3 separate regions of the Homo sapiens genome follow, and regions 2 and 3 are each linked to region 1. The links are chromatin loops, found by intact Hi-C in ENCODE. Cell type or tissue: GM12878. All regions are shown on one strand.

Region 1 (8,000 bases):
ATAACTAAAGTCTCCATTTGTCTTCAAATTATAATCTCCTATGGTTTGAATGTGTCCCCAAACTTCATGTGTTGAAAGCTTGATCCCCAAATTCATATACTGATGGCACTTGGAGGTGGGGCCTTTTGGAGGAAATTTGGTTTAGATAAAGTCATTAGAGCTGAGCTCCCATAATGAGACTGGTAGCTTTATAAGAAGAGAAAGAGAGACCTGAGCAGGCATGCTCTTGCTCTTTTACCATGTGATGCCCTCTGCCATGTGTGATGTCATAAGGTCCTTATTAGATGCAGCCCCTTACCTTGAACTTCGCAGCCTCCAGAACTACAAAAAAAAAAATGTCATTTCTTTATAAATTACCCAGTCTATGGTATTCTGTTACAGCAACAGAAAATGGACTAAGACACAATTCCTTTGTTCTATGAACAAATTTAAGTCTTCTAAACAGTACTTACTTCTCCAAACAAAATGATGCTTGGTGTTAATTGAAATGTAGGACTGTTACAGTGGACTGCAGATCTTATTGCTGCAGGCAGAAACAGAATTATAATGAATATCTCATGTTCTGTGGTACTTGGAGGCATTTTGAAAACTCTTCCATTAAGAGAATAAAATACAAACATAACCACTGTACTTGAAACAAAACAAGGGCTGTTAGATTTGACTCAATCCTTTCAATGCAATTTTATCCAATATATATATGTAAACATACACACACACACGTATATACTTATATACACATGTATATTCTTATATACATAAATATATGTATATTCTTATATACATGTGTGTATTATATATTATGTGTGTATAATATATAATGTGTGTATAATATATATTACATATGTGTGTATGTATACACACAGAATATTTCAAAAAAGATTATAAGTGATTGAAAGGACATGGAAAAATTAGACTTTTTAGCTAATTGTCTAAGACAGTTAAACATTTGCTGTTTCCATCATTCTACACTCAATTAAGCCAGGCTAAGGATCATCTTATAAATGCTGACTTTGTTGTATTTTTCTCATATCAAACAATTCAGTTCAATCTCCTCTTACTAAATGCTTACTATACGCTAGGCATTGTGCTGAGGACCAGGAATACAAAGATGCAGACATCCTGTTCACTGCCAAATTTTGACAAGGGACCAAATATATATCCATTTTACAAACAGAAACTTCATAGTAAGTTTCAGTATTAGAATTTTCTTGTCAGCAGCCATGATATCTAAACTGCTAAATATATACCCTAAGTAAATATTCTATAAGCACATCAGATCAGAAACAGCTGGCAGCTTCAGGCTGTTCATTTCAAAATGAATTGAAGACCTGTAATCAGACTAGTGAGGATATTATTGATAGGATAAGTATTTGTGTACTTTCACATGAATAAACTTTCTTCTTTCATGCTTTCAAATTTAGGGCCTTTTTAGTGGTGTTGGGATGCCCCATTAAATGCTAGAAAACTATTTAGTTTATCCTTAGTCAATTCTACTGAATTTGGCACCTCTTAAATTTGGTTGAGGAAGAAATCTGCAAAAGACAATTACATGAAATATATGTTTATTAAAAATGCGAGACTGCCAATATATTTAAGGAAAAAAGAAAATGTAAAAACAAACAAACAAAAGACTTTCTTCTGACAATGCTGTGTTAGTGTTTCACATTTATAATTTTTTAGTATTAATCTGTAAGAATCCATGAAAGAAATAAACTTGTACTTGCTTATTGTGCCTGTTTCTAGATTTTAGACATGCTAGCACCTCTTTGTAACAGTGGTCTTCCAAAGAGAGACTTGACCAACCTGTGCACAGAGGGAGTGTCCTTAGTGCAGTGCTAAAGCTCTGGGCTATGAGTCCAAAGATCTCATTCATTCATAGACTCTTTTGCAGGCAAGACACTAACTGCTATGACAGTCAGCAAAAAGTAAAACAACAAGTAATCTATACATATTTATTAATTTCTGCATTTGTGGATTAACTGTGTTGATACATCTCTCGTTTGCTGAAAGGATTAAAGTAGCTCAACACAGAGGTAAGAATGACTTCCTCCTGTGACTTTCTATATGGGTGTAGAGGTGGCAACCTCTGACTAGGTGTCTGCATAGCAAATTGTATACTTTTAAAATAACGTCATTGACCATATCAAAAACAGGGAGAGGGATGATAAAGAATATACTGTAATGAAAGTCCCGCAAACCCTACTTTCCAGAGTGAGGAAGAAAGAATGATTGCCTGATATTTTAAGTAGGAGCTGCTTTCTTTGCTGTAGGTTGGCAGAAGCTGGAGAGTGGAGCAGGAGTCTCCTAGAAGCAGTGTTTTCTCACTCCAAATCTGAGTTGGATGCTCATTAATGAGCACCAAGCACCAGTTTGCAGTAGCCATTCTGAATTTAACAGTAACCATTTGGAGGCTACAAATCCTGAGGTCTGACTCTGAACATGTGTTTGTTTATTGGCACAGGGATAGCACTACACCATTTAGTTATAAAGTACAACGGAGCAAATCTACATTAATATGAGAATCCATATTTTGTCCTGCTTTTTCTATATGTCACACTTCTCAGTGAGACCCTAACAAGAGCAGGAATTAAGAATAGGTCAGAAGAACATCTGCTTTTCTTATTTTGATTACGTGGGCAAGCAAAGGAATTTGCTTTTATAACACCAAAATAACTTGGAATGCGGCAAAAATAAACGCACCTTCTGTCTCATGGAATGTTATTACAGTACAACGCTTTGTGAATGCTTGTTGGCATTTTCAAGCATTTTTTGTTCTCCTCATTTCTTTCTCAGCTCCATAATGCAATCCTCATGGTTTGAGCACTAGACTTCAAATGAGACATCTATTCAGAGAGTGTTCAGACAAAACGAGTGGTTTCCTTAGTAATGGGAACTATGTGAAAGCCTTCAGCACAGCCCCTTCAGACAGCCAGGCTTCTCCCAGGCTTGTGGTTCACACATAGGCTCTCAGTGAGCATTATACAGCTGGGGAGCACCCCCAAAGTCTAAACTGACCAAAGCACTGAATATTCATTGCATTTCTAATCAAATGTACCCTTTATAAAAGGTTAAAGATGTAAGAAGTGCTCTTAATGGCGAGGGTTAATTTGCTCATTTTCTGCATCATGTCTATGGAATGGAAAGAAAGATAAGCGATTTTGCCAAAAAAAAAAAAAAAAAAATGACACGTGTTGCTCTTTTGTTTGATTGTATTTTACATTTCCTTACCTTAAAAACCTAAGCCTGTCCTATTCTTGTTCCTTCTATGCCTAAAGACTACTACTCTGATTTTCCAGTTTTCTGCATAACAATCATCTTCAATAAAGCTTTGAAACTCTGCTATTAAAACAGGGTGCAAATGTTGCCTTTTGTAGTCTCAAATATATTTAAAATATAGTAAAGTAGTTTCATGTATACCAATGTTGAAGTTTTATGTATGTGTATCGATCCATTTTGTTATTTAGTTTCAGGACGACACAATAATTAGAAAAAGAGCTGGATAATACAATTGTCATTCATCTTAAATATTGACTCTTAAAGGCAGACAAATAACAACAACTATCCAAAATAAAAACCAACATGAAAATAATAAAAAATTATCTCAGCTGATATAATGTTTGCCTTTGAGGAATAATGATTTATAGATACCTTCACACTATGTTAATCATCCAATTAGGAGAATAAAAATATTGTCAAACATTTTGGGGTTGAAAAACATGAGGTATAGCTAAATTGTTAGTCTTCTACCATGAATATTTTTTGTCAATCTGGTTACACATAAGCAAACACAGGAAGCAAAAGTTAAGCTATAAAACCCGCAAAGGAGAGGAGAACGAGGGCCTCAAAAGATCACTGAAGAGAAGAAAATACAGTTTTAAGACTGTTGGCTTTGAAGCCTGACTTGCATTCTAGCTTTCCTTCTTCACTAGCGTGACAACTGTAGAAGTTCACCAACCCCAGTTTCCTCTTCTGTGAAAAGGGGAAAGTCCCTGACTGCCTCACGGTACTGTAAGAATGAAACCATATGTGTGCAGGGTCTACCAAGTTTCAGTGTCTTGCATCGAGTTAAACTCAACAAATGCTATTTAATATTATTCTAGGTACTTTAATTTCAGCATACATAATTTCTGCATGTGTACAGCTATGCATATTTTAAAATCTGATCTATTTCATTGTGGTTTGTGGATAGCTCAAGGAAAATCATTTCTATTTTCTGAATAATACCAATAATAAATATAACAACAAAAATACTAAATTTGCTGTCAAGAAATAATTGAACTGAGGAATGAAGAGTGAACAGTAAGAAGTAGGCTTGCTAAACACAAGTGTGAGCCTGACTGTGTTGTGGAGGAAGGGAAGAATGGACTAGAAGGTATGAGATTGGAAGCAAGAAAGATGAACTAGAAAAGATGAGACTGGAAGCAGGGAAGTTAGGAGAAATTGCAGCAGCCAAGGTAAGAGACGATGAATATCTAGCAGACAGAGAAGATAATTTAAGAAAACTTCAGAGTAAAATCAAGTTGTATATGGTGAAATGCAAGATATGAGGCACAAGATCCAAAGTTCCTGTAATTCTCTAGGTAACGAGGCAGCAGCAGAAATAAAATTAAAAAAAAAAAAAAAAAAGAAAGGAAAAAAGAAGAAAGCCAGTTTAGGGGAGCGCTTAAGAGGTCAGCTTTAGACACGTAGAGTACAGAGTGCCTGGGGATCACGCAAGTAGAGACATTTACCAGACAATTGGAGGGAAGGATTGATAGGTAGAAAGATAGATAGACGGATGGATGGATGGATGCACGGATAAAGAGACTGATTAATTTTACTTGCAAGAGCACTGATATAGGTTTGAAAGTAGTAATTACATAGTAGTAGAGACAATATTATCTAAGAGAGCATATAAAGAACAGTAGGCAAAAGAACAAGCCTAGGATAAATACTTAAGAGGTAGATGAACCCACAATGACAAGAGACAGAATGTGCAGACAAGCATGAAGATGACTTAGGAGGCTTTGATGTGCAATAACCAAATTGGGAGGGCACTGGTTGAGATTCCAAAGCAGAATTTCAGTAACAAGTTTGGATTAGAAATCAGAGAAAAGTCAACTGACAAAGTAGGTAGAAAGTGATGATATGATTGTAGCAAATATTGATAGCTCTTCTGAGAAACTTAATGTGAGGAGAACAGAGAAGGAAAGATAGATGAGGGTTCAGGATTAAAGGGATGATTGTTGTTATTATAGTATGAGTAACAAGTAAATGTATGGATTTTGTGGAAATATTGCTAGATATTGTTTCACATCGCTAGAAAAGGAGTAAAAGTCAATCCCCTGAGTGAAAAGAATGGAGAGAGACATAGAGAAAAGCCAAGATGAGAGACCTTTTTGGATCTACAGAGAAATATAAGGAGAAACATAGGGAAGAATAAAGGAATCTGAGGAAGAGACAGAGAAAAAAATTTGTCTCATTGATTCCTGACATGTCATCCTTGATTGTGAATTTCTTGGCATAGTGAGATTACTTTTGTTCTTCAAATGATTCGTATCTTTCATTAAAAGTAAGACCTTTGGGTATATACACAGTAATGGGATTGCTGAGTCAAATGGTATTTCTGCCTTTAGGTCTTTGTGGAATCACTGTCTTCCAAAGCAGTTGAACTAATTTACACTCCCAACAACAGTGTAAAAGTGTTCCTTTTTCTCCACAACCTCGTCAGTAGATTGAAGCTAGTTGATTAGGATATTTAGCTGTTAACTAAATTTTTGTGGGTTTGCGTCCCATTAATCTAGTAAGGACTCAGTAAGGTGTTTTTTGACTTTTTTAATAGTAGCCATTCTGACTGATGTGGGATGGTACCACATTGTGGTTTCTATTTCCATTTCTGTAATGACCAGTGATGCTGAGCTATTTTTCACATGATTGTTGGCTGCACATATTTCTTTTTTTGAGAAGTGTCTGTTCATATCCTTTGACCGCTTTTTATAAAGACACATGCACATGTATGTTCACTGCAGCACTATTCACAACAGCAAAGATATGAAACCAACCTAAATGCCCATCAGTGATAGACTGGATAAAGAAAATGTGGTACATAAACACCAAGGAATACTATGCAGCCATTAAAAAAGAACAAGATCATGTCTGTTGCAGGGACATGGATGCAGCTGGAGGCTACCATCCTTAGCAAACTAATGCAGGAACAGAAAACCAAATACCACATGTTCTCACTTATAAGTGGGGGCTAAGTGATGAAAAATCAACAGCCACTGGTGCCTCCTGGAGGGTTAAGAGTGGGAGGAGGGGGAGGATCAGAAAAAACAACTAATGGCTACTAGGGTTAATATGTGAGTGATGAAATAACATGCACAAAACCCCGCCCCATGCCCCATGTTTACCTTTGTAACAAACCTGCACATATACCCCTGAACTTAAAATAAAAGTATTTAAAAAAAAGACGTGGACTGGTACTGTGGCTCATGTCTGTAATCCCAGCCATTTGGAAGGCCGAGGTGGAAGGTTCGCTTGAGAGCAGGCTGGGCAGCATAGAGAGACCCCATCTCTACTCAAAGAAAAAAAAAAGAAAAAAAAAAAAGAAAAAGAAAAATCAGCAGGATATGGTGGCTTGTGCCTGTGGTCCTAGCTACTCTGGAAGCTGAGGTAGGAGGAACATTTGAGCCCAGGATTTCGAGGTTATTGCAGTGAACTATGATCATGCCATTGCACGCCAGCCTGGGCAACAGAGCAAAAACTGTCTCAAAAATAAAGAAAAAAAAATTAAAATTAAAACAAAACCTATAGGTAAATAAGAACCTCTGTTTTTCTCCAATTCTACTTTCCAAAACTCCTTTGAAAAAGAAAATGAGAACTCTGACCCAACTTGCTTTAGTTCAACATTCTAACAAACAGTCAGTAGTACTACTACTCACCTTACATCATGTTTCTAACTGAATTGAGAACTAATCTGTTATTAGAATTAGACCACAAAGGACAAAGTCATTGAAGACCTTCCTAGCACAATGTCAGCCCCTCACCATCAGTGACTCATTCATATGTATTTAGCTTTCTGAGCATATCGACTCATTTTTTCCACTAGGCACTGCATTTCTTCAGAGCTCTACTTCTCAAATCATGACAGCAATAAAAATTCCGTCATCAAACCTGAACAACCACTACTGTATAAAAGCAACCACTGTCTTGTGCATAAAACTAATTCCTTTTTAAAAATAGTATTTTATTTTTGGCATCCCTTGTTGCTGACTATATTGCATTGGTTGGCTCAGCCATCCATCAAGCATTCATTTATTTTACAAGTGAATATTGAGTACCTTGTGCAGTAGAAAGAGCTTTGGCTCTGTAAGCAGACAGAACTGAGTTCAAATTTTAGCCTCATTATTTAATAGTTTTGGGACATTGGGCAAGTAAGCTAGCTTCTTTCAGCCAATGTTTCTACACTGCCAATTGAAGGTAAAAATATCTATCTTTGCCGGGCGCGGTGGCTCACGCCTGTAATCTCAGCACTTTGGGAGGCTGTGGCGGGCTGATCACGAGGTCAGGAGATCGAGACCATCATGGATAACATGGTGAAACCCCATGTCTACTAAAAATACAAAAAATTTGCAGGGCATGGTGGCACGCGCCTATAGTCCCAGCTACCAGGGAGGCTGAGGCAGGAGAATCACTTGAACCCGGAAGGTGTTGGTTGCAGTGAGCCGAGATCGTGCCACTGCACTCCAGCTTGGGCAACAGAGCAAGACTCCATCTTAAAAAAAGAAAAAAAAAAAAAAACAACGAAACACTAGAATAGCTATAATTCAACTGGAATAGGTATAATTTATATATCAATCCCAATTTGAATAGAATATTTTTGAAGTTAATATATATAAAATATACAAATATATGTTAGTGCTCGACAGATGTTATTTTATCCATTTTATATGCATTGTGGAGCTTAAAAACTTAACAAGACATATACTCCCTCTAGGAGAATCTTATATGCTAAAAGGGGA
Region 2 (8,000 bases), 410 kb before region 1:
CCTTGGTGACAGAGCAAGACTCCGTCTCAAAAAAAAAAAAAAACAAAAAAAACAAAAAAAACCCCTAAACAACACAGTGCTAGAAGTCAGGTCCATGAAATGTCCTAATACTGACTCCTCAAAATAGGGGAACAAAGAAATATGTTGAGAGAAAAACAAAACAATTTTTGCTTTGAAGAAAAAGAGAGAGATGCTAAAGTATAAATAACTCTTCCAATAGGTTAAATACTTTGAACAACCAACCTAACATCTTATTGGAACTTGATTCTCCCCTTTCCTTACTTATTTGTGTCCCATGTGTAACTGTGTCTCCTTCAATGGATTCACATTTTTCAGGTATAAGAAAGTTACTTTTACAGTAAATTTCAAAACACAATAGCAAAAGCATATTAAATGAACCCTGCAACCTTGAGCAGATCATTGCATTTTCAGTATCTATTGAATGTGAAGATAAGTTCACCTATGTGTCTTAATAGAACTCTTGTAATAACTTGCCCCTATGGTAGAGTGGGAGGGCACTGAGCCCACAGATTGGAAATTCATAATCTAGAATAGTAGTCACCAAACTGTTTTGATTATGCATCAGCAGAAAATTTGAGGATTCATCCCTATTATTTATGTTAAAATTACATATATGCTATTAACAATCCATAAAATCAAATGTTAATATGGCTTAGATTCTTATTTTAGATACAAATAGAAGTTCTAATTTTTTTTCTTGCCTCCCATGGATCATTGTATTCACTACTTGAATATTCCTGCTTCCCACTTTAGCAATCTCTGTTTTAGGAAACACCAAAATTACTGGCTGGAAAGTGATCCAGGATATCAGTCAATGGGTTTGTTTTGCCCACACAATGCCAACGAACCACATGGACTAAATTTGCACTGAATTGCCTGTCTTTGATTGAGTTGGCTCCACTGAGAAGTTATTTTGGCATCTGGTAGACACAGTCTTCATGAGCCCAGCCTTTCCTTCAGATGCCAGGGGGACAGATGTGTGTGGCTTTTGTTCCCTCCCCTCCCTTTCCACAAACCTATAGTCTACCTAACACTCTTTCATTTCTTGGCTTCAGGTAGTTTCACCCTCTCTTGAGGGAAAGGCTTGCAAGGACAAGATAAGGACAAGCAAATGCAAAAGAGCCTTGAGTTGGGATAGAGGAAAAAACACAGGAAAGAAAATCAGGAAGAACAAGACTGTTAGCGGGAGGAAAGACATTTTTTAAAAAGATGTTCAGGCACTTCTACCATGTGAGGGGCCCTCACCAGATGCTGAATTTGCTAGCCCCTTAATCTTGGATTTCCTAACCTCCAGAACTGTGAGCAATACATTTCTGTTTAGAAGCTGAAAAAAACAAAACAAAAACAAAAACAAAAAAAGATTTTCAGAACTTGTATTATTCCATTATCATGCTGCTAATAACTAATAAAGACATACCCAAGACTGGGTAATTTATAAAAGAAAGAGGTTTAATTGACTCACAGTTACTGTGAGGAAACTTACAATCATAGCAGAAGGGGAAGCAAACATGTCCTTCTTCACATGGTGGCAGCAAGCAGAAGTGCTGAGCAAAAGGGGGAAAAGCCCTTTATAAAACCATCAGATCTCATGAGACTCACGCACTATCACAACAAAAGCATGAGGGTGATTGACCCCATGATTCAATTACCTCCTACTAGGTCCCTCCCATGACATGTGGGGATTGTGGGAATTACAATTCAGGATGAGATTTAAGTGGGGACACAACCAAACCATATCATTCCACACCCAGCCCCTCCCAAATCTCATGTCCTCTCATTTCAAAACACAATCGTGTCTTTCCAACAGTCCCCCAAAGTCTTAACTCATTCCACCATTAACCCAAAAGTCTAAGTCCAAAGTCTCATCTGAGACAAGGCAAGTCCCTTCCGCCTATGAGCCTGTAAAATCATAAGCAAGTTAGTTACGTCCTAGATGCAATGAGGGTACAGGCATTGGGTAAATACACCCATTCCAATGGGAGAAACTGGACAATACAAAGGGACTACAGGCCCCATGCAAGTCTGAAATCCAGTAGGGTAGTCATTAAACCTTACAGTTCCAAAATGATTCTCCTTTGACTCCATGTCTCATATCCAGGTCACGCTGATGCAAGAGGTGAGCTCCAATGGCCTTGGGCAGCTCCGTCCCTGTGGCTTTGCAGGGAACACCTCCCCTTCTGGCTGCTTTCATGGGGTGGTGTTGAGTGTCTGCAGCTTTTCCAGGTGCACAATGCAAGCTGTCAGTGGATCTACCATTTTGGGGTCTGGAGGATGGTGGCCCTCTTCTCACAGTTCCACTAGGCAGTGCCCCAGTGGGGACTCTGTGTGAGGGCTCCAACCCCACATTTCCCTTCCACACTGCCCTAGCAGAGGCTCTTCATGAGAGCTCCCCATCTGCAGCAGACTCCTTCCTGGACATCCAGGCATTTCCATATATCCTCTGAAGTCTAGATGGAGGTTCCCAAACCTCAATTCTTGACTTCTATGCATCTGCAGGCCCAACCACATGGTAGCTGCCAAGGCTTGGGGCTTGTACCCTCCGAAGCAATGGTCTGAGCTGTACCTTGGCCCTTTTAGCCATGGCTGAATCCAAAGCATCTGGGACTCAGGGCACCATGTCCTGAGGCTGCTTAGAGCAGGTAGGTCCTGGGCCCAGCCCATGAAACCATTTTTCCCTCCTAGGCCTCCAGGCCTGTGATGGGAGGGGCTGCCATGATGGTCTCTGACATGCCCTGGAGACATTTTCCTCATTGTTTTGGCAATTAACACTGGGCTCCTCATTACTTATGCAAATTTCTGCAGCTGGGTTGAATTTTTCCCAAGAAAATGAGTTTTTCTTTTCTACTGCATCATCAGGCTGCAAATTCTCCAAACTTTCTACTCTGTTACCTCTTGAATGCTTTGCTGCTTAGAAATTTCTTCCGGCAGATATCCTAAATCATCTCTCTCACGTTTAAAGTTCCACAGATCTCTAGGGCAGGGGGAAAATGCCACCAGTCTCTTTGCTAAAGCATAACAAAAGTCATCTTTGCTCCAGTTCCCAACAAGTTCCTCATCTCCATCTGAGACCACCTCAGCCTAGATTTTATTGTCCATATCACTAACAGTATTTTGCTCAAAGCTATTAAACAAGTCTCTAGGAAGTTCCAAACTTCCCCATATCTTCCTGTCTTCTGAGCCCTCCAAGTCTCTAGGAAGTTCCAAACTTTCTCACACTTTCCTGTCTTTTTCTGATCCCTCCAAACTGTTCCAACCTTTGCCTGTTACCCAGTTCCAAAGTTGCTTCTACTTTTTGGGGTATCTTTAAGCAGAACCCCACTCCCAGTACCAACTTACTGTATTAGTCCATTCTCATGCTGCTAATAAAGACCTACTTGAGACTGTATTTACAAAGGATAGAGGTTTAATTGACTCACAGTTCAGCATGGCTGGAGAGGCCTCAGGAAACTTACAATCATGGCAGAAGGGGAAGCAAGCATGTCCTTCTCCACATGGCAGCAGCAAGGAGAAATGTCAAGCAAAAGGGGGAAAGCCCTTTATAAAACCACCAGATCCCATGAGAACTCAGTCACTATCATGAGAATAGCATGAGGGAAACTGCCTCCATGATTCAAATACCTCCCACCAGGTCCCTCCCATGACACATGGGGATTATGGGAACTATAATTCAAGATATGATTTGGGTGGGGACACAGCCAAACCATGTCAGAACTAGAGCCAGGGTCAGAAGATGATCAATGTCAGGTGTGAGGAATGAGGTGAAGCACAACACTTTTAAATCCATTTGATTAAAATATTTTGTAAGCAGGAGAAACAACCTGCACTTTTAGCAAATAAAATATTTTGATGAATTTTACTTAGCAGCGTAAGAAGAGAGAGAAATTTCCAAATAAACAAAGCAGCAGTCAGATGATATTTATTCTACAATATTAAATTACCTACAATTATGTTTGAAAGTCAAAACGAACTGAAACAATATCCAAAATTTGAAATGTTGTTCTAAAATAAGTACTGATTTCTCAATGCTTAAAGAAATGTCAGCTCTCCAATCTGATATCAAAGGTCCTTCACAGTCACATCCTTCCAAACTCATCTTCATGATTTCTCAGTACAAGTACTCTACTCTCAGGGCCTCTCCAGAGCACCTACAACAGGACATACCATATCTATCTGCCTGCTTCTGATTACTGTTGTCCTTCCAGTTTGTAATCCTCTTCCTTAGATCCCTGGATCTCTCTTGTAAGACCCAATTCAGTCCTGACTCTTCCACGGAGTCCCTCCCAGCCAGTCCAATTCATATCCATTTGTTCCTGACCAAGGAATCAAGGCCTGGTATAGGGTCTCCCCAATATCCAGTTCTACCCAATATAAAGATCAATATATTTGAGTTAAATATATTTTTTATAAAGTAGCACAACTCTTATTTTCTTGACCTCCCACCTTTGGATCCAGAGGATTACACAGCTATCATCCAGTGTTTTCTCTTAGAATGTATAAGGCTAGTGGTGAGTATAAGGCTAGTGAGGTATCATCAAAAGTGGTGACCCCTTTTGGACCATAACTTATCTGCCAGTGATCCCTACCTTCAGGTCCTTGTTTAAAGGGGAAACCAATGGTGCAGGCCCCAACTTAATTCAAATGAACAAAATGAGCACAGTAGTGGCTACATCCTTTGTCAGGCTCAAAAAAAAACAGGCTCAGTTCTCCCATAGTTTTTCTCCCCCCAAATGCAACCGTATTTCATCAAAGGCAGAACCCACTCCTCCTGGGCCTCTTACTGCAAGGTTGTCGCATCAGAAAACCAATTTTCTTCTCACTGGTTTAGTTATTTCTAAGTCTCCGTAATGAGATTTTGAAAACATTACTATTGGGTTAATAAATGTTTCTTGCTTAAAGGAACAAAGTTTAATAATATAGGAACCAAAACGTTTGTGTGGTTAGGTCAGCAATGACCAATACAAAGTAATTTACTTTCTTATCATAGTACTTACAGCTTTAAAATAAGTTTTAAATAAAACTTACAGTTTTAAAATAAATTTGGTTCCTCATCAAAATAAGATAATCACAAATGAAACTTTAAGAAATTCCCTAAGCATAGTGTGACCATGCAATCTATTACCCAAATTAGGACACTTAAGAGTGAAGGGGGTTATTAATAATTAAACTGGGACAGCAGGTGTAAACCAAGGTGGCTCTAGGATATATAGTCATCCTACTTATGTGTCATCCTATTATTTTGACAAGTGAACATTTATTGACTATTGTTATACTCTGAGGGCCTTACATATAAATAACCTCTCCTACTACTAAAATTAAACCTGCAGTATAGATATTACTAATTGCATTTTGCAAAAGAAAAAAATAAAGCTCAGAATTACTAAGTAACATGATGAAGGCTGTAAGGCTAGTAAATGATAGAAGCAAGATTTGAAATAGGCATGGTTCAAAATTCATGCTGCTCCCACCATAAGGTACTGTTTCTTCTGTGATGTTATGTAATAATTTATGTTTCCATCTCTATAGCAAGGGTCAGCAAACATTTCCTCTAAAGGATCAGACAGTAAATAGTTTAGGCTTACAGGCCATATGATCTCTGTTGCAACTATTCAACTCTGTACTTGCAGCACAAAACAGGCATGGACAATATGTTAGCGAATATAACATTTGTTCCAATGAAACTTGATTTACAAAAACAGGCAGCGAGCTGTATTTGGCCTGAGGGCCATTGTTCAGCAACCCCTGATCTATACTCTAGACCCTATAATGTCTCTGATTGGACAGGCAGAGGTTCTAGCTCACCTTTTCTATATTATAAATTAGCACGGTGTTTTGAACAAGATTGGGAACTACCTGTCAGCAATAAGCATTTACTGAATGAGTGAATTAAGGAGGAAAGCTTGTTTGGAAATGCTGTATTTTATTATCTGGGAATCAAGGAAATTCCTTAACCTACATTAATGGAAACATCTACAGTTCTTCAGAAAACAGTATTAAGTAACAGGAGGGTTTCCATAATCACTGATGATATACCACAATGGATTGACAGCAATCTATCCCTACAAAGAACTGTGAGACAGTCTCAAAAGTATTTTTAAAAGGTAGAATATGGAATTCCCTAGTACACTTCCTGGTACTGCACTGACAACATGCCCCAATTCTTTCTGGATTGGGTACCACAAAGGAGGATGTTGCCCTTATAATCACTGCTGAGACCAGATCTGTGAGTGCCAAAGAGAGAGCAAGGTCACTAACAAGAAGCACAGGACTTCACTTGCAGCTTCTACTGTGACGTCACGCATTCAACATGATGCAACAAGTGGAGGGATGTCTTGACAGTACAGAGACACTGCTTTCCTGATCCCACCTCTCTGGTAACCATTTTTTGCTCATGTCAATATTACACATGAACAATAACAACCATAATAAAGGCACAACTTTAAAAGCAATCTAAGAGACTAAGAAAAAGTGAGAAGAACAAAATGATTCCTTTAATAAATAGCATAACATTGAGATTTCTTGTGGATGCCAGCGAAACAGATGCATGGTTTAAGTAAATCAAACAGAATTAGAAATAAAGGCAGGTAAAACCAAATATCACATGGAAAAATGAGCAATTGCACTGTTAAAAATTATCAAAAAGATATTTTTTAAAAAGATTAAAGCATATAAATGATGCTCCCTACTTTATTTTTAAACATGTATTAACATATCCATATTTGAATTTTTTCACCAACATTTTTGGATACAGGAGACTAGGTTCGTACAGAGAACAGTATTAGCCTATTATCTACTTACACATTCCCACGATGCTTATCTACACAGCATACAGAACGGATAAACACAACTCCTAATAAAACAAAGGCATGCACACAGAATGCTTCCATTCCACGTAAGCACTGACTGATATGCACTCAAAGACAACCTGATAAGAGCAAAGCTTTGCTTGTTTAGGTGAATGAGGTATGTGAGCATCACGTGCCAAAGAACTATGCTGAAGGCAAACAAGAAGAGCCTCAAAACTCCTAAGATCTAAGCTTTGGTGAGGCAAAAAGGATAAAAGAAAAAAAAAATAGATAGAAAGCAATGGAGGAGTGGAGAAGGGAGGCTCTGGAAAAAAATGGATAGATAGGTTAGTACAGGGAGGAAGGAGCAGCAGATAAGCTAAAAGGCACAGAGTCAGGGGTGGCACAATGGGTGAGCTTTCTTTGTGGGAAATGAGCTACTGAGATTGCCCCCTCTGGTATCACCATCCTGTGAGACCCTAGCAGTAGTGATAGTTCTGGAAGCATGCTACTCTGCAGAAAGACCCAGCATCATTTTCTTCATCCTCCCTGAACTCACAAGAGTAATGGCCCTTGCACCTAGGAATATTTCCTGTAGACAAGAACTCTTTCCTTCCTGAAGATATAATACAGGTCCACAGTACCTTACTAGCAATTCTAAAATCGAAAGAGTTCCAAAAATATGAAGTTTTCTGTAACCCTCTGGTAGCAAAATCTGACCTGACCTGAGCTGCTATAAAATTGTAGTCTATTTATCCCACAGAGTATGCCAATTCATACTTCTGGCTGCAGAAATATTAATGTGCTTGATTCTAGAAGCTGCCCCAGTCTCTGCTGGGGGTATTATGTTACATATGGCATAGACATAGTTTAAATATGCTGTTTATAGATACTGATATCACCTTTCCAACAGCTAAAAAGTCTGAATTGTGTACTATAAGTTTCCTAGTTTCAGATGTGATATTAACATCTTTAAATATAAGAAAAGGTGAATATTTACCAAAGAGAATAAATGTAATCAGAGACATAGGCTCAATCCTAGGTGGCATTGGCACCCTACTAGATGCTGGAAATATACAGAAGGTAATGGACATGATCCCTGTCCCTTAGGACCTCATGATCTGGTGGGAAAGACAGATGTTTAAACAAAGTTTTGAACTACAACCTGGCATGCTAGACATACAAAGGAGCCAAGTA
Region 3 (8,000 bases), 160 kb before region 1:
AGTACTGGTATTATGGAGAACAGAATGGCGGTTTCTGAAAAAAATTAACAACAGAACTATCAAACAATCCAGCAATCCTATTCCTGGGTATATATCCAAAGGAAATGAAAACAGTATCTTAAGAGGTATCTGCTCCCCCGTGTTCGCTGCAGCATTATTCATAATAGCCAAGGTACTGAAACAACTTAAGTGTCCATCTATAGATTATCAGATAAACAAAATGTGATGCACTCATGTGCACGCGCGTGCGTGCACGCACACACACACAAATATTATTCAGCCATAAAAAAGGAGGAAATCCTATTTGTGAGAACATGAATGAACCTGAAGGACATTATGCTACATGAAATAAGCCTGACACAGAAAGACAAATACTGTGTAATATCACTTATGTGTGGAATCTAAAATAGTCAAATTCATAGAAGAAGAGAGTAGAATGGTGGTTTCCAGGGCTGGGAGGGTGGGGGAAATGGGGAGATGTTGGTCAAAGGGTACAAAGTTGCAGTTATAAGATAAATACGTTCTGAAGATCTTATGCACAGCATGGCAACTACAGTTAATAATACTTGTATTGCTTACTTGAAACTTATCCAGATAATAGATTTTAAGTGTACTCACTGAGGACCATCTCCCCACATACAGTAGCTATAGATAGTGACATATGTGTTAATTAATTTGACTGTGGCAATCAATATACAACATGTATGTATATCAAATCATCACACTGTACACTTTGAATGTACATAACTTTTACTCCAATTGTTTTAAAATTAAAAAATAAAACATTATACTGCAAAAAAGAGAAAGAGAGAAAAGAAAACTGTTGATAGGCTTTAGAAAAGCTATAAGGATGAAAAAGTTAACAACACATTGTAGACTATTTGTGAAAATCATGCCATCTCCTGAGACATCCTATCAGATAATCTGACTAGTAAATTAAAGACTAATAAGGCATTTCTTAGCCAGTGTAAGGTTAAGTGTTTAACACAGCCAATACTTTTCTAACTCTGCAAACTGAAAACATGTTTATTAAAAGGCTCACGTCACATTGAATGGCCACATCTACATCCTTGATATGGTTATGTAGAGTTTTTGGGCTAATCAATTACAAAAAATAAAAAGAATTAAAAGAATTAAAAATCATTGCTTCGTTGTATGATTTAGTCATGCGAAAGTAACAGGACACTGCAGTCACTGTGATGATATTGGTAGTTGAAATGCAGCTTTTGACAACATAAAGTGTTTCTGTCTGAATGCTTGTAACGCAATCATGAATTTTCTCTCTTGGAAATGGTGATTCTTTGAAGCAGAGTCATATGGATTTCAAAGAAAAAATTTAACATTTTGTCTACTTTTTCTGTTCCAAAAGATATAGAGAAAATGCATCTGGTGTTTCTATGTCTTCCAACTCTTTTGTGCTACTACAGAATAGATAAGCCATTCTACTATTATATAAAAGTGGTGGGACATCGCTGGGATAGAAAATTTACAACAGAGAGTAAAAGTGAATCCTTGAAGATGTGAAAAGCCAATTCAAGTTCTGTTATAAAATGGGACCAAAACCATTAATATATTCCTTATTTTTTTACCTTTCCTACACTACTTCCTTCCTCCATCCCCACACAGATGCAAATATAGAACCAAAGTCTGGCAGGAATGCCAAATAATTGTAAGAGCAAAAATAATGTATGTTTTCTTTGCTTGTGGCAGTTTTATTATCATCAACTTGCTAATTTTATATTTCATAGTTTACTGGTAAACTTTTACTATGTGTAAGGCTGATCTAAAACAAAATGTCAATCAATGCTTCTATATTTGAAATATTATAGTTGGTGATACATTAATGGTTCTCAAAACATATTTTCTCATTAATAGATCAGTCATCACAAAATGAATCACAAAAAAGATGTTTGCAGTTGGTATAGTGGTCCCCCCAAAAGATAAATCCACATTCTAATCCCCAGAACCTATGAAGGTGATGTTCTTTGGAAAAAGGGCCTCTATAGGTGTAACTTAATTAAGGATTTCAAGATGAGATAATCCTGGATTATCTGGGTGCATCCTACATTCAATGATTAGTATCCATGTGACAAAAAACACACGTGGGAGAAACAAGTAGGGAAGAGAAGTCACATAAAGATGGAGGCAGAGAATGAGTGATACATCCTCAAGCTCAAGAATGCTGATGGTCACAAGAAGCTGGAGGAGGCAAGGAAGGGAATCTCTGGAGGGAGCACAGCCCTTTCAATACCAGACTTGTGGCCTCTAGAACTGTGAGAGAATAAATAACTGGTGTTTTAAGCCAACAAGTTTGTGGTAATTTGTTACGACAGCCTCAGAAAACCAATACTACATTTTTTTCTTTTCATGCCTTTCCTGTCATTCAAAGGTTAAAAATGATAACAATAATCACACCCACTGAACACTATCTGCATGTCAAAATAGTGATACGTTTCTTACAGTCTTCTTATTCAACCTTTTTAAGGACTCTGTGAAGATGACATTATTATTAACTCATATTTGTTGATGAAGAAACAGAACTAGGATTCAATGCCAAGTAGATCTGACTCCAGTCCATGCTCCTCCAGCAAAAATAGGAAAGAATGAAGAATATAAAGTAAATAAATCCTTCTTTGCTTGCATGTACATTCTAAAAGTCCCTGGAACGAAGGCAAAGAATAGGGAGACGGGAAACAAGGTGGACGGGTCTCTTCTGCTGCACTACATTTTTAAAAATCTCTGAACCATGTTAATGTATTATCTACTCAAAAATAAATTACAAAAGAAAAACATCAGTTGCCTGGCAAAAAGAAGCTGATAAATTCCCAATTGGATAATAAGAAATTAATGAAAATATTATAAATTTATGGGCAGAATGAACAATTTTGAGAATACTGCTAAAATTATATCATACATAGAAAAATATGTCAAGAAATTATTAGGTACTACTAGAGTGCTGCTCAAATAAAAGTCAGTCCCTTCTTATAATATTTCCTAAGTCTCCCACCTTCTACTTCACTTTCAATCATCCACTTTACCACCAACAACAGGCCAGGAGTAAATGAAATTAATGAAATATCCCAATGTTCAATGTACAAGTCTCTCCCTCAGGAATTTCTTTCCTTTCCTATTTGCTGTAGTTATTCAAAATTTGATATTATAGCCTAAGATAGTGTAAACCATTAGATGTCTCAAAACACAGATTATGAAATTATTACCAAGGGAGCTATAAATTCTTATTTGTTGATGATATTTAAGAAAATGAGGAACTTTTTTTGTTTTAAGTAATTTGCATTTAGACTTAGTTAGGAGAAGGAAGTAATTATGACCTCTGATGACATTCCTGAACTTACAGCTCTAAAACTTTAGCGTCTTTCACCATAATCCCCTTATTTAAGATGTGTGAGCTATAAAAATACCAAAATAAATAGGAATTTCTTTTCTTTTTTTCTTTTTTTTTTTTTTTTTGTTGAAATGGAGTTTCACTCTTGTTGCCCAGGGTGGAGTGCAATGGCGCGATCTCGGCTCACTGCAACCTCTGCCTCCAGGGTTCAAGTGATTCTCCTGCCTCAGCCTCCCGAGAAGCTGGGATTACAGGCGTGTACCACCACAGTTGGCTAATTTTTGTATTTTTAGTAGAGACAGGGTTTCACCATGTTGGCCAGGCTGGTCTTGAACTCCTGACCTCATGATCTGCCCACCTCGCCCTCTCAAAGTGCTGAGATTAAAGGCGTGAGCCACTGCACCTGGCCCCAGAAATAGGATTTCATTGTTATATTACTCTTCCTTACATCGCTCTTCTTGTCATTAAAAATAATTTCTCTAATAATTTTAAAAAGATTAAGAAAATAAGTCTTTATCAAAATAGTGACTCAGTTTTTCATTTTTATCAATTAGCATTTTATCAAATCTTCACAACTACTCTACATGCCAATAGAAATTGATGGTTCATCTTTGCCAGAGACATACACAAACCCCAAAAGATAATTGAGTAGATTAGAGTGAACACCAATAAAATCTAGGTCAAACTTAATAACCTTCAAACAGCAGCAGCCACAGTGCATACTAAATGTACCAACCATGAACTAGACATTTTGATGAAGTCAAAACCAATTCAGGGCCGCCTGAGGATGATCCATTTCCATATACTGACTTTTGCATGACTTTCCCTTTTCAGTATATTTACTTTCAAATGTAACTTTTATTTCACTACTTTAAGTGTTCAAAATGACAAGCTGAATCCTGGTAATTAATTTCTGATTGACTTTTCCTAATATGACTCACCAAATTAAGCCATAAGAGACAGAAACTGGCAGAGGTAGAAACTTGTGGTTAAGGTATAACAAACTAACTGAAACCTGCAAATAACCAGGATTTCAATATTAGAAATCACAAATGAAACTTAGAAAGAGCAGAATCAGCAAATTATACTGAGTCTATGCCAACCAAGACCTTTCTCATAGAGACTCTACTTGTTTTCAGGATCATTTACATTTAATTCTATGGAGCAATGCGGGTATGCTTTCAAGCACCCTAAAGTTGACAAGTGCTTCTGCAAAATATTTTCTTCCTTGTTTGTTCCTTGTTTGCATACCGGAGAGGAGATTGAACCAGAAATTCTCTTTTAAAAAGGGTTTTGAAATGTGCGCATTTTCTTCAATCAAATTCACTTATTTCTTGAAAAAAAAATATTCTAAGAGTACCATTGTGAGCTAAGGCATTAGGGAAGATAAACATAAACTGTGATGATTGCATTAACCAAGTGTCAACTTGATTGGATTGAAGGATGCAAAATAGTGTTCCTGGGTGTGTCTGTGAGGGTGTTGCCGAAGGAGATTAACAATTGAGTCGGTGGACTGGGAGAGGCAGACCCATCCTCAAACTGGCTGGGTACTACGTAAATTGCTGCCAGCTTGGCTAGAATAAAGCAAGCAGAAGTTGTGAAGACTTGGCTTGCTGAGTCTTCTGGCCTTCATCTTCTGTGCTGGATGCTTCCTGCCTTCAAACATCAGACTCCAAGTTCTTCAGCTCTTGGACTCTTGGACTTACATCAGTGATTTGCCAGGGGCTCTTGGGCCTTTGGCTATAGACTGAAGGCTGCACTGTTGGCTTCCCTACTTTTGAGGTTTTCGGACTCAGACTGGCTTCCTTGCTCCTCAGCTTGCAGACAGCCTATCGTGGCCTGTTGTGTCCATCACACCTTGTGATCACGTGAGTCAATACTCCTTAATAAACTCCCCATTTATATATACATGTATCCTATTAGTTCTGTCCCTCTAGGGAACCCTAATACAGTAGGTTTCTCCTTTCCAGAGGTATGCACCCTAGGTAGGGACACAGAAAGATGTGGTAAGTGACAGTGAAATGTGATGTACCAGGTGCCTATGGAGAACAGGGTTACTGATTTATTCTGGGGAATTAGGGAACATTTCACAGATGTCTTTGAGATAGAAGGCCACTGAAGAGCTAATGCTTTAAAGTTTTTGAAAGTGATTTGGCTTTTTGCTTTTTTCAGAAGGAGCTTCCCTTAGTATGCTCTATATTTTTGACATTATTGTGAGGCTTCTGTTAATTTGAAAGTCCTAATGCTGAGAATTGATCTTATGTGTTTCTACATTTTTGAAATAGTATTTTATATTTATGTGCTTTACCAAGCTTCTATGTATCATTATCTTTGTACATTTTAAGAAAGCAATGATCACTATGGGGTATGTCCCAATAATAATTATGGTTTTATTCATACTACTTCTTTGCCCCAGTAACTGGCAGGAATTTTTTAAAACATTTTGAGATAATTTTAGATTTACAGAGGAGTTACAAAAATAGTTGAGTTCGCATACACCTTTCACCCAGCTTTCCCTAATGTTAACATCTTATATAACCATAGCACAATTGTCAAAACTAAGAAATTAACATTGGCTTAACACTACAGACTTTATTTAGATTTCATCAGTTTTTCCTGTGAAGTCCTTTTTCTTTTCTGAGATCATGACCTTTTTAAAAAAATAATTTACTGAATGACTAGTTATTTAAGAGAGAAAAAAGAATAAGAATTAGAACTGCCAGCTTCTTAAATGAGAGATTCATGTTGAATAATATTTATTTTTGTTTATGTTTTGAAGCATTTAAGTGAGATAAGCTTTGTTCAATGTTGTTTTATATGCTACTCATTGTATAACATTGGCTGAACTCTGACAAATAGTAGCTACACAAAAATACATTTTTTCACGATTCAATTCTCCACACTTCACTGTTTTAAAACTGAAGGTGGTTCCTTACCTTGGGGATGGAAGGGTCAGTTCCATCTGAGGAGGTTTCTCAAGACAGTGGCATCTATAAATTCCCTTCTCTAGTGGGAGAGTGGTAGCTGCAGGCACTTATATGGAGATGTTCATCTGCTAGAAACAAAAGCTCTTCCACCATCTAACATCAAAGCAAGAGGTGATTTGTCATAGGGATCATTGGACATACCTCATTATTCCTCTGCATTATTTCTTATCTAATTAGCCAATAGAGACAAGATGCTTTATTCAAATTACCCTCCCTTTGAGGGATATCACTGTAAAGTGCACATAAGAATTCTAGTAAACCAGGCCAAGGAGAGAAATGCCTGAGATAACACTCCCCTGCTTGTTTCTTCTGTTCTCCTATTCAGACTGGAAGCATTGGCTGGGATCACATTATGTTTTCATCTATTCAGTAATGTGAAAGCTTGGATCTTGGAATAACAAATGTGCTTAACTACCCATGGCATACCACAAAGAACATTATTTTGACATATATATGAAAACTGGAAATATAAATTGCTCTGGCACAAGGAGGACACTTTATCTCTCCTAGAAGTTAACAGTAGACTACTCCAAGATAACTTTTCAGAGCACTGCATTTTAATAATTCTCCAGAGTCCTTGGCATTAGTCAGAAATTATCTTTTCTTGCAGTGGCATGTCTAATGTCAGTGTACTGCAAAGAGCTTGCACCACTGCTGGAACTTGTATGCTTATTATAGATTTGGTTCATTAGCTAGAAAAAAACATTAACAGCCACAGTATTTCCTTCCATTAAGAATAAGCTTCAGCTAGTGTGTTTCACAACTCTCATATGACAGAGTGCCAAGATGCTACAAAAACAAAAATTCCACTTTGCTTTGAAAATAGAAGCATTTAAAGAACTGTAGAAATAGCTGTTACCTATTTAAGAGGTCACTGGAAAGACTAGTGGTCTGGAGAAAATGTATATGGCAATGTTTGTAAACTGTAAAGAATTATGCATACATCAGGCTTAAGTGCAATTCTACTTCTTTATGTCTTCCACAAATCCTTGCATATAAAAATACTAAGATGTTTGTCAATTGTCTATTATGTTCTGTCCAAAGGATCCTGATAGATAATAAATGACAAAATCATTAGTTATATCTCAATAAACCTAATTGAAACATACATGTAAAATACAAAACTCCCCATCTATTCTTGATATACTTTGATATAGTATTTTAGCAGGGTTTTTGTTTGGAACTATCTAAATCCACTTGACATAATCATTTCCTCATGAACGGATTTTAAAAATTAAGTGACTCAAACTCCATGATAAATGCTTAAAGCCTTAAAATATTGTTTTTCTTCTCTTCACTTAATCTACTGGTTGGGTTAGGCTCAAGGAACCACAGAGATTAGAAAGATTCTGATCCAATATCACTGTCCTCTTTTATACACATGAAGCTGAACTTAGAATCATGAAAAATTCTGCAGCCACCGATTGTAAGAATATGAGGCTGATGTTGCTTCAAATGTATATCATGAGCAAACTGTTTCTCGCTAAAGTCTGGATGTAATGTTTTTCTCATCAGATTGATTGTCAAGACCTTCATTTGATGTGTAACAAGATAAAACCTGGGAAGTGGTGGACTCTGATTGATTTTCTGATTTGCCCCGCTGCATGGCACAGTCAACAATTAGATTGGTTGTTTCAAAGCCTTTTATTTCACCATTACGAATTTCTACC

Evidence for each region. Hi-C counts contacts between places; a loop is a spot of excess contacts. Peaks named below come from ENCODE experiments on the same cell type or tissue, not always from the same donor. Only the 100,000 strongest peaks of a DNase experiment are listed, where the experiment ranks them.
Region 2: it touches region 1 in a loop (4-fold over the local background); 2 of 110 quality-filtered maps call a loop at or near these places.
Region 3: a loop joins it to region 1, with 3 times the contacts of the local background. A loop is called at or near these places in 3 of 110 quality-filtered maps.

Annotation. Positions count from the first base shown.
Region 1 is chr7:111,079,693-111,087,692 of GRCh38, forward strand. All of the region lies in intron 3 of IMMP2L (inner mitochondrial membrane peptidase subunit 2), which reads right to left. Among named protein-coding and RNA genes, the nearest start is that of LRRN3, 7.4 kb to the right of the region's middle. In GM12878, no CTCF peak of the experiment used is centred here; a DNase peak (open chromatin) is centred at 3,919; H3K27ac peaks cover 535 bases.
Region 2 is chr7:110,670,662-110,678,661 of GRCh38, forward strand. The region is part of intron 5 of IMMP2L (inner mitochondrial membrane peptidase subunit 2); the gene reads right to left. Among named protein-coding and RNA genes, the nearest start is that of LRRN3, 420 kb to the right of the region's middle. In GM12878, no CTCF peak of the experiment used is centred here; a DNase peak (open chromatin) is centred at 4,802.
Region 3 is chr7:110,915,002-110,923,001 of GRCh38, forward strand. All of the region lies in intron 4 of IMMP2L (inner mitochondrial membrane peptidase subunit 2), which reads right to left. Among named protein-coding and RNA genes, the nearest start is that of LRRN3, 170 kb to the right of the region's middle. In GM12878, no CTCF peak of the experiment used is centred here; a DNase peak (open chromatin) is centred at 4,290.